Linked DNA regions of Mus musculus: region 2 is linked to region 1. The links are chromatin loops, found by intact Hi-C in ENCODE. Cell type or tissue: left cerebral cortex. All regions are shown on one strand. Links, peaks and the distances in the headings refer to the core of each region. The heading gives the core; the rest is flanking DNA.

Evidence for each region. Peaks named below come from ENCODE experiments on the same cell type or tissue, not always from the same donor. Only the 100,000 strongest peaks of a DNase experiment are listed, where the experiment ranks them.
Region 2: a loop joins it to region 1, with 2.1 times the contacts of the local background. A loop is called at or near these places in 2 of 42 quality-filtered maps.

The regions. Positions count from the first base shown.
Region 1 is chr4:62,961,982-62,967,357 of GRCm38, forward strand. Zfp618 (zinc finger protein 618) reads left to right here and starts at 3,586. Exons shown (of 15, transcript NM_028327.1): 1 at 3,586-3,725. The coding sequence starts at 3,693. In left cerebral cortex, for the core only: a CTCF peak has its summit at 4,270 (motif pointing left); a DNase peak (open chromatin) is centred at 2,043; H3K4me3 peaks cover 1,251 bases.
Region 2 is chr4:63,068,425-63,073,800 of GRCm38, forward strand. All of the region lies in intron 2 of Zfp618 (zinc finger protein 618), which reads left to right. Among named protein-coding and RNA genes, the nearest start is that of Ambp, 83 kb to the right of the region's middle. In left cerebral cortex, for the core only: no CTCF peak of the experiment used is centred there; DNase peaks (open chromatin) are centred at 560 and 3,102.

The DNA.
Region 1 (5,376 bases), core at 65-5,064:
AATAGTGTGTGTGTGATGTCAGTGCTCGCTTTGTTGTGGTGGTGGTGGCAGTGATTGTGGTATTTTTATTTTTTTTAATAGGTTTTGGAACGCAACTCAGGTTCTAAGCAGTTTACTGATGGAGTCAAGTCTCCTTTCTCGCATGATTAATTTCTATTGATTATAACTAAAAAGAGGGCTCACAAGACTGGTGGGGTTTTATAATCCCATTGGCCAGAGACAATCGTAATGGTCTACCCGACTCATCCCTGGCTCTGGCCTCGACTTGGTGATCTCAAGTAGATAATTCTGGCCTCATCTTCAAAATGACTTTGATGACACCATCTACTTTATGATGGGTGGGTGGGTGGAAGTGCCCTGAGGCATAAGTGAGAAACACAGGTTAACTTCCTAAAATGTGTCTAGGAAGGCAGCAGTCTCCATACCAGCCAAGCCAATGGAATTCCTGCCCCTCATCCTCCCATACCAGGAGGCCAGGGTCACCCTGCTGGGAAGGATGACTCCCTAGAAGTCACACCACACTCCAGGTGTTTTGGGTACGGAGAGCTGCATGTGGGAGAGTCAGATGTTTCCAAACTTTGATAAATGGCTCAAAATGAGGGAGCCTTTGGAGGTGCCTGCTGTACTGCGTATCTTCCTATGGGTTCTTAGATTGACCAGTGTTCGCTGTGCCAATGCAGCACCCAAGAATCTGCCTGTCCCATCACTGGGCAGTTTGGGCCTTGGCCCTGCTGCCCTGACTCTTCTACCTACCACCTTACTTCAGCCCACTCAGAGGCCCTCTGTGTCAGAATCCTCCCCTCAAAGCCTTCTGTGTGACTTGATTTGCGTCTCTTTGTCACACTGGTCATGGCGCCATTGTTCTCTGCCAGCATGGGTCTCCAGTGGGTCCTAGAGTGCAGCTATCTTGCTCCTGGAGATCCAAAGGCGCTCTCTGTGTTGCACATGTGTCCTGTTTGCTGTGATGCTACACAGTCACTGCGGGTGACTGTGTTGTTTCTGCAGTGGCTTTAGGGAATGTGTGGGTTCAATTATAACCTGGGTTTCTTAAGCTTAGATGGCATTGCCCTTAGCATCCCTTCCAAGGCCTGGGCAAGATAGCGTCAATCAGAACACCTTCTCTGCGTCTCTGACTCCAGGGGGAAGCGTCTTTATACATTGTTGCTGAATATACATTGTTGCTGAATACTGGGGTTGAGGGGGGCTCTCTGTCAAATGCGCTGACAGAATGTTCAGGTCATCTAATCTCTGGGTTATGGAGAGGCAGAAGGTATTTGCAATGATTCTGGAAAGAAAAGGCTGCATAGGACCATGGGATTTCACAGGCTAGAGGTGACAGGCAGTCTAGCACTCCCTTTTGGGAAGATACTTTCTCCGTTCAAATGGACATGTAGGTAAAGTTTTGTTTAGTGGTTATTTTCTGGATCCCTAAAACTATGACTTAAGGACCTGGGAACTCAAACTCCTGCTATCCCCTCTATCTGACGAAGATCCTGCAGGGAGAATCACCAGCCAATCAGGTATAACTTGGAATCATTGCTGTGCTCCTGGAGTGGACCAGGCCCTTCCTCTTTACCTTGTTCAGGTACTACAGTGGTTTGCAAGAGGATGTTTTTAGGGAAGCAGCTGCCGGGACACTTGATGGAAATGTAAACTATCAGTTCCTTACCTCAACAGAATGAAGTAAGAACTCCAGGGTGAGACCAGCCAATCTGGGTGGTTCAAATTTGAGAAGGGCTAGGGCAAGCTCTTCTTGACAGTTTATCTGCCCCCCCTCCCATATATATACAGTAACTGCTCAGTGAACAGTTACTGTACCCCCCTTTCCTGACTCTCAAAGAAGGGCTTTTCTCTTGATAACCATCCCACTGCGTTGATCTCCTTCCTTACCATTCCAGGGAATCCTATCAGCCTTAGCTTGGGCAGAGGAGCAGGCCTGGCCAGGAGGCAGATACTCTGAAAACAGTTTAAGGCTCTAGTATCTAGGAGGAGGTGAGGCAAGCAGGCAGAGCTTTGCCAGGCTTGCCCAACTGCCAGCTCTGCTTCCCACTTGATCCACACGGGCCTTGGAAGATGCTGCCAGATCTCTTCCAAGAACATACGCGATAAGCAGGGGAAAAAGAAATGGGTACTTTTAAATCTCAAATCAATCACTGACTTTAGAGGTTTCCAGATGTAACTGGAAGATGCTGCTTAACTTCTTATGTATTTACCAGGCTGGGGTTTGAAAAGTGGGGTTCTTCACTGTTTTTCTTCTACGGAGGGCCAAATTCCCACAGACTGATTCTTCCAGGAGAGTGGTGTCTTTAAAAACTAACTTGAAGGAAGAAGAAGGGTTCTAAGGGGACGGACAGTTCTAGAGCCCTTTCTGTTTAGAGGAGTTTGCTCTTTAAACTTTAAAAAGCTCCTACACATGTTTTCTTAAGGTGGAGTCAGAAAAAGCACCCGTTTAACTAGCCTTAATTTCCATAAAACAATCCTATCCTTATTTTTTTTTTCTCAAGGGAAGGGTAAGGAAACACATTGGTTCCTTTCTCATCTGATACATGGCAATTCTTCAACTTCTTATTCTAAAACTCAACTAGCTGTGGGAGAAGAATCCAGGGGTCTCTCTAGTTTTCATATAGGCCAGGTCTTTCTGATTTATTATTTTTAAGTCTATTTTGGGAGTAGGAGGACAGAAACAAACCCTTAAGTCTTCCTAAGTCATAAAGAGGAAGCTCTCATATAAGAAACATTTTGTATTTTTATAGTTTAGGACTTTTGAAAGAGCAGGCCTCTTTAACCTTTCAGTTCAAGTAAGAGGGATAAGTCAAAATTTTCCTTTTCTAACTGGGGGGGGGGGGGGGGGGAGGGGCTGACCCTTGTTCAACCTTCAACATCTCCTTCCATAGGGTCAGGTTTTGTGTTTTTTTTTTTTTTTTAATACTTTTACTTTTTTTGGCGGGGGAGGGTAAAAAAGTGACTTCACTGACATCAAACAGAAGAGAGGCTCCTCAAATAGTAAATTTATATTCAGACTTGATGGGGGTTAGAGAGGGTCCCCTTGGCCCTCAGTTCTCAAACTTATCTGCGAGGACGGGGAGGGGGGAGCTAGGTATAGCCTAGGCTACCGAATATTCCCAGGAAGCTTTCCAGTTTCGTTCCTCAAAACTTTTATTTAAAAAAAAAATCGATCTGATTTGGGGGGGGGGGAGAGCTTGTGGGGAGGGGAGAGGCGTTCCCATTAACCCCTTCTGTCCCACCAGAGGCCGCTCCCCAAAACTTTTCTGTGCCCCCACCTCCGCCCCACGCGAGCAAATGCCCCGCGCGCGAGGCTGGCGCGGGAAAGTTTGGGGGGCCGCCGGCGGCGCGGGGGACCGGCGGCTTTGTGTGAGGCGTGGGGCGTCGCGGAGGCCCGCGGCGGAGGCCGAGGAGAGGCCGGGGGCCCGCAGCGGCTCGGAGGCCGGCGGGGGCGGTGCGGGGCGCGGTGCAGCGCGGCGGGCGCGGGCCGGCGGGGCGATCTGCGGTCCCCGCGGCGGTCCCCCCCGGCGCCCCCGGCCCCCGCCCCCCGGCCCGCGCGGGGCGGGCGGAGGAGGGAGCGGCAGCAGCGGCGGCGGCGGCGGCGGCGGTGGCAGCGGCATTGTGCGCGCGGCGCAGCCCGGCCCGGGAGGAGCAGGACGCGCCGGGGCCGCCTCCTCCCGCACGGACCGATGAGCCAGCCGGACGGCGCGGCAGCTCCGCAGGTAACGCGGGGCCGGGGCGGGGGCCAGGGCGGGGGCCGCAGCAGCCCCGCGGGATGGCGAGCGCGGGCGCCGGCGGGGGGATCCGGAGTGGGGCCGGGCGGCCGGGGTGCGGGAGCGGCCCCCCGGGACGCTGCGGGGCGCGGGCGACGCGGGGGCGGCGGCCGAGGCTAATGGGGACCCCTCACCCGGCGTCCCCCGCCGCCCCCCGCGGCCCCCAGCTCGGACCGGAGCCCAGAAACAAAGCGGCGAGAGCACGGAGCAGCCATTGCAGTTTGGACAATTCAGATTTTGCGAAAATGCAACCTTCTTCCAGATCTCCCCCTCCCCCGAAATTTGCAATTTCCCCTTGACCCTCTCTGCTCTCATGGTCCTTGGTGACCCCCAGGAGAGCTTTCCTTCCAGGCCCCCAATCTTTGCAACAATCTTTTTTTTTTTTTTTTTTTTTTTTTTAAGGCCATATTTCCTTCTCTCAATTTTTTTTTCTAATTTTTCTTCAAACGGTAGTTTTTTCCCATTAAAACGACGCCACCTAGAGGATACTATTTTGTAAATAAAAAAAAAAAGAAATTAAAATTGAAAAGAAATATTTTTTATTTCTTATTTATTCCAAAGTTTCATCTACAAACTGGTGGATGTGGGAAAGATTCTTTTTTTCTATCTTTTTTGGAGTGAAAATTTTCACTTTGATCATTGAAAGGACATGGAGACAATTTTATTTCTGAAGCCAAATCCAGATAATATGTAAATGAAAATTAAGCTGGAATTTGAATGAATTCAATTCTTGAAGGGGAGAAAGCAAAAATACCTCCTAAAAGCAAAGGCAGTTTAGGTACCTAAGTTATTTTAATTTGAGTAAAAAAAAAATAGTAATTGGAATGAGAAAAGGGGGGAAATAGTTCAGTTTAGGGAAAGCTGGGAGAATTGGCTTTATGAAGCAATTAGAAATTGTGTTTCATTATAATTTGCGGCTTGTTTTGCTCCGTAGGCAAAAATGACTAATTTTGCCATTTGGCAGCGTTCAAAGTTTTTCCATTTCCAAGAAAGAAGGATTTAGGAGAGAAAATAGATCCTAAAATGTTGGCTTTGGACACACCCAAAAATTGTAGGTTTAAATTTTTACATTTACATTTTACTGCATTTAACTCCTGAGATTTTAAAGAAAAACAGAAATTGGAAAAGTTAGAGTGAAATCCTGCCGGTCTTTTTTCTGTTTTTTGTTATGTTGTGTGTGTGTATGTGTGTGTTGTGTGTGTTGTGTGTGTGTTTTGCTTTGATGGAATAATTATGACTGTTTCCTGATTTTGTTTGCTGCAAGGTCTAGGCATTTCTTGTTTTGTTGTTGTTTTATCTAGAAAATGTCAGGGACCTTTTCTTGAGCAATATTCAATGGAGAAAAATGTCAATTCATATATTGTGCAAACTGAGTAGCCCACAGAATTGTAGGAGAGGCCGCCATTAAAATAAGATATGCATAATTAACATTATTATGAAAAACTAACAGTGGATTCACAGAAGCCCATTTTTTTTTACGACACACAAGTGAATCAATTGATGGAGATAAGGATTAAAAAAAATCCTTGTTAAAGAGGAGAATTTGTCTTTCTCAATTTTGTTTTCTAGTCCAATTAGAGTATTATCATCAGTTCCTTTT
Region 2 (5,376 bases), core at 108-5,107, 110 kb after region 1:
TAACACACACATGCACGCTCGTAAACACACACACACACACACACACACACACACACACACACACATACACACAGAGTTACTTTATCACTTAGATACGATATGGACATGGAGCCTGAGAAGTCAGAGCCAGCTGTATGCAGTCACATTCTGGGTACCTCACACACACCTGGCCTTTAATCTTCTGAACTGTTTTAGCGGTCAGCGTTACCATTCCTGGTGACACACAAAGAGAGGTGCAGTGGACAGGCTAAAGAATCTAGTATTAGCTGGCTGTGCATCTAGCGTCTCATCCTCCGGGCTCTCATGAGGCTGACAGCAGGGCAGAGTCTCCTGTAGGTCTGCATGCTTGAGCGGGGTGCTCCTGGAGAGATGACTAGGTACAGCAGATGTTGGGTGTATTGCCCACTAAGGTCTGGCTGGGGACTTGGGAGGGAACACAGCAGAGGGGAGGACTACAGAGCATCTACTAGCATGGGACCAAAGGGTGGAGGAAGAGCAGCCATCCTCTGAGGACGTCTCCCTTCGCCAGTCCTAGGAAGACGTGGGCGATGGGGAGGAGGTGAAAAAGAGCTACTGAGTCAGAGCCTAGTCAGGAAATACGGTGAGTGGGAGACAGAGAATGTTGATTCTGGCGTTGAGCCCTGAGTGAAGTCTGCCCATAGAGGACCTGCCCTCTGGGGTCTATCTGAGCCTGTGTGTCCTGAAGCAGGTCTGTGCAGGGCAGACCCCTGCATGGCTTCTACTCCCTATCTGCCTCGTCAAAGGATGCTGTGTGGGCACTACTGTCTGAGGCTGTGGTCTCATTAGGTGTGAGAGCAAGGAACAGTACCCATGTGGAGCAGCTCACAGACAGTACTGCCAGGCCCACTGGCAAAAGAAGGTCACATGTTTACTTACAATGCTATAAGCACTAATCCCATGTACTAGTCAGGTCTGGGCCAGCCTCCCATGTGCCCCAGTGCCCATGAAGTAAGCTCCTAGCTTTAAGCAAAACACCCCAGTAGCATTTGTGACTTGACAGGGTCTCTTGCTATTGCCTACATTAGTTTTCAATTAACCAGGGAATTTTCTCTTAATATTTAAATCTTTATTCTGTCTCTCTGAGCGGCAATATTACTCAGTGTTGTGGCTGACTGACACCGTGCATTGAAGAAAATTAAGTGCCTAGGAATTATCTCAAAGTAATGATGTATTTATGCATTGTAGGTTATTTCGAGTTTCTAGAATGTTAAGAGTTGTTTAATACATTAACAGTTTTAATCTATTAATTTAATCTTTTCTTCTTGACTATTTATTAAAATATATCAGCCATATATGACAGGAGTGGAAGCGTAGACAATTTGGAGGGTTGTTGATGGGCAGGCAATGGAGCAAGGATTGGAAATGGGCAGACCAGCAAATACAGGTCCCAGGCTCGTCCCCTGTCTCTCCTGAGCCTTGCTGCAGAGTCCTTATCACCCTTGCAGTCTCTCAGTCAGAAGCCAGCCTCTTGGCTGTATGTCCAAAGGACACATTGTAGCAAGCAGCCATCAGGGAGCAGCATCGGGGAGAATTAGTGGTTGGCAGTGGGTACCAAGCCTGAGTAGCTTTCTCTGTGGAAGACAGGATCCCATCACTCCTCACTTGGTGTTATACCTGTATAGCTACTGTGTCTAGTGGATTCTCCATGACTCTTAAGAAGGCAGCCAAAGATGAGATCCAGTCACTGTTTGGAGTTCCTAGAGGTCCACATATGTTAATTAAGCCAACAAGTATTTTACCATCCTCTCTTCCTTTGAGAGATGAAAACTAAACCCATCCAAATAGTTCGAAGCCTCTGCTTTGGAGTCAGGCAGACCCAGGTAGCATCTTCTCTCTGTCATTAGGAAGCTCAGGGACATGTTGGTATTCCTGTCCCTGCCTTCTTTCCTGGAATGTAGACAATGCCTGCCTTGTAAGGTGCTGCACGGGATAGTGAGAGTAGCTTTCCAGTGTGAGGTGCCACAACTGGACACACATCATAGAGATCTACTCCATTGCCACACCCCACGGTGTGTGTACCGTCCACAGCATCACCACCGGCTTCACCTCTGCACGTGCTGACGTGTGGGAGCCTAGTCACTTACAGAAAGCACAGAGAGCAGAGATGTCTGGATGTTTTTCAGAGTTGCACGGAAGTCATAGGTACAGATTGGGGTTTGGAGCACGGTGTATTAGTGTGGGATAAGCCTTGCAGGGTTCTGCCTCATGAGAGGGGCCCTAACCTGCCCTCGGGGACATTTGCCATGGCAACCCCACAGTCTGAAGAGAGAATGTCACTGTACGACAGGTATCCAAGTGTTCCATTTTAGACCCTAGGGAGAATGGTGCTTCATCTAGAAGAGTAAAGGTAACTGATAATAAAGGAACAAGGTCCATTCATTCACAAAATTGGCCTCCTTGGACAAATCTCCAGCCCACAACACACAGAGGGCGGCAAGCAAGAGACATCCCTCCATGCTGTTTTAAATATTCCAGAAGTGAGACACCATCAGTAATGACAGGGATGGGCTGTCCATCGAAAGGGCTTGGCCTTATTAGGGGCTATGGGTGCTACCATTGATGCCCCCCAGTGAGCAGGCTCTTAGCTAGCATCTGCAATGTGTCCTCACTCTTCTGGGGACAGTGAATCAATAAGACCAAGTTCTGCCTTCTTGTAGCTCACATTCTAGTTGGAGAAACAGAATAAGTAAACAAAGAGATTATAGGAGATGGTAGGTCGGAAAATACTCAGGAGCAATAAATGAGCTATGAGCCTAGAATTGACTCGACCTGGATCGTCAGCATCAGCACCATTCTGTCTTTCTGTCAAACATACATCACAGCTCAGTGGAGAGGCTGTAGCCAGAAAGGGGGCATGGCTCCAGGTGGAGGTGTGACGGAGGTTGTAAGGGGAGTTTCAGGGCACACTTGGCAGGTGGACTTGATGGAACTCATGGTGGGCCTGTTGGTTGAGATGAGGAAAAGTGAAGTCAAGGATGAGTCTGGAGTCCAGGCAAGCGGTGCTGGAGGGTGGCATCTGTCTGTTAGTCAGCTCAGGGAGCTGCAGTTACAGGAATGTCTCACATCAGTACCATGAGAAGAGCTTGTGAGGCAGGACGGCCCCAGACAGCGGCTCTGCTTGCCATCTGTTTGATTTGCGATAACTATTAGAAGGTGCAGAGTAGGAGTCAAGTAGGTGCTTACATAAGTCAAACAGTGGAGTGCAGCCCCAAGCTCGAGGCGGAAACCTGAGCTTTATCATAATAAAGCTAACATATTTAAAAGTATGAAAGCTGGAGGCAAATATGGGTATGCATACTTGGCATGTTCTCGCAGGTGGAGGCTGAGACAGGTTCATGAGTTCAAGGCCAGCCTGGGCTACATAGCAGAAGCTTGTCTGAGATAAGCAAGCAAACAAAGGTTTGGCGTGTTCACAAGCTCACCCAAGGAGTGCCTGGATAAGCATAGAGAGGCCCCAAGGCTGCTCCGTGCAGGGAGATGAAGATTCCACAGAACAAACAGGCGTGGCCAGAAAACGAGTTCAGCACAAAGTTGGGGAAAGGGCTGGGTAGAGGAAAGCGGCTGAGGATATAGCATGTCGGGTGGAGACTGGGAGGGACAGTACAGGTCACTGGGCCTCAGAAAAGCAGTGGACACCAATGCCTGTAGACTGCTGAAGTGTTGCCAAGGGCAGGGTCTGTGATAATTCACTGACAGGAAGCTGTCAAGAGACTTAAGTAATCAGTGGGAGGGCAGCTTGATAGGGAATGGTGGACTTGATCTCAGTTCAGCCTCTGCAGCGGATCACAGGCCCAGGAAGGTTTGCAGTATGTCGTAGTTGATTTCAGATCCCTGCATCTGCACGACCTGGAGAGAATAAAAACAGCCTAAGTCATAGCAAGGCACTGTTTGCATGCTGCGAGGGGAGGGCTTTTCCTCTAACCAGTAACACTGTCTGTAAAACCATGAGCACCAGGGTAAATGGCACCTTTGGAGGAAGTAGGGTGGTCCTCTGGCTGCATTTAGAGGCACAGGTGAACACACAGCTTTCTGCTTATAGGGAAAGACACACCTGTGCATATGGAGTTCACTTCTGCATGGGCTTTAGATATCTCCAGGTAAAGAAACTGAACCCCAGAAGCCTGACGTGGTATCGTGGTGCTGATGGACCCAGCCACTCAGAAGGTTGAGTGAGCTCAAGTATGTAATACTGGCCTAGGCAGCATAGTGAGACCTCACCTTAAAAGGCAAAGGTTTGCAAAATCAGTCCCCGGGAGGCAACAGCAGAAGCCGGGCTCAAGTCCAGGCAGTTGATGTCTCTGTTTACAGGAACTGGGTAGAACTTCATACATTAGCATGCTTTGGTGGGATGGTAAAGAAATTGTGCCTAAGAACAACATTGTCTGGCTCAGGCGCCTAGTGTCACCTGGGACTGTCCTCCACCACTCCCAGAAATTGCATGTCTCTGGTCTTGGATCTGCTTGATGGTGTTGTCTTAGGCCGTGGGGTTTGTGATAACTGAGCAACAGTGGAAGCCAGATTGTTTTCTACTAGAGTGGTCATCATTAAGAGTCTGGTGACCACGGGTGTGTCCTTTGCTGTGAAGGACTACTACCTGTATGCAGTGAAGAGCTGCTGTGCGCTGCAGCTTGCTCTCTTCTGGGCACTGGGTTCTCTGTCTGGCAGCAGGATGTGGAGTGGGTGGGTGAGACTGGAGGAGGAAGATTGTTTCTGGGGTCTCTTGCAGAGGGCACAGGAGACTGGCCACATGCCTAGGACAGTGACCAGGAAGAAGATAAGGGAGAACTGGTGTGAGGGAGAGTCAGGTTTCCAGACTCTGCTGTTTGAAGCCATCGCTTCAGAATGATTTCTCTATAGTGTGGTTGTTTCCTGTGGCCTAGCCAACAAGTTACAGTAGTCCCCCTCCCCCAGCCCTTTCTCTGGCTCATGGTTTCACTTTCTGTAGTTTCAGAACTACATCCCCCCCCCAAAAAAATAAACAAAAAAGTTCCAGGAATAAATTGCTTGTAAATTTTTCAGTGACTTACTATATTCTCCGTGGTATTGTTGAAATCCCATGCAGAACTAGTATGTTCAGGATGCCAGTCAGAGCACAGTGTTTCCATGCTATGTGTGTCTCTCTCTCTGTGTGTGTATAGTATATGTATGTGCATGTGTATGTTTATGGTATTTGTATGGTATGTTTATGGTATGTTCATGTATATGTATATGGTATATATATGGTATGTATGTGTATATGCATGTGTATGGTATGTGTATGGTATATGTATGTGTATGGTATATGTATGTGTATGATATGTGTATGTGTGTGGTATGTGCATGTGCATGTGTGTGGTATGTGCATGTATATGCTAT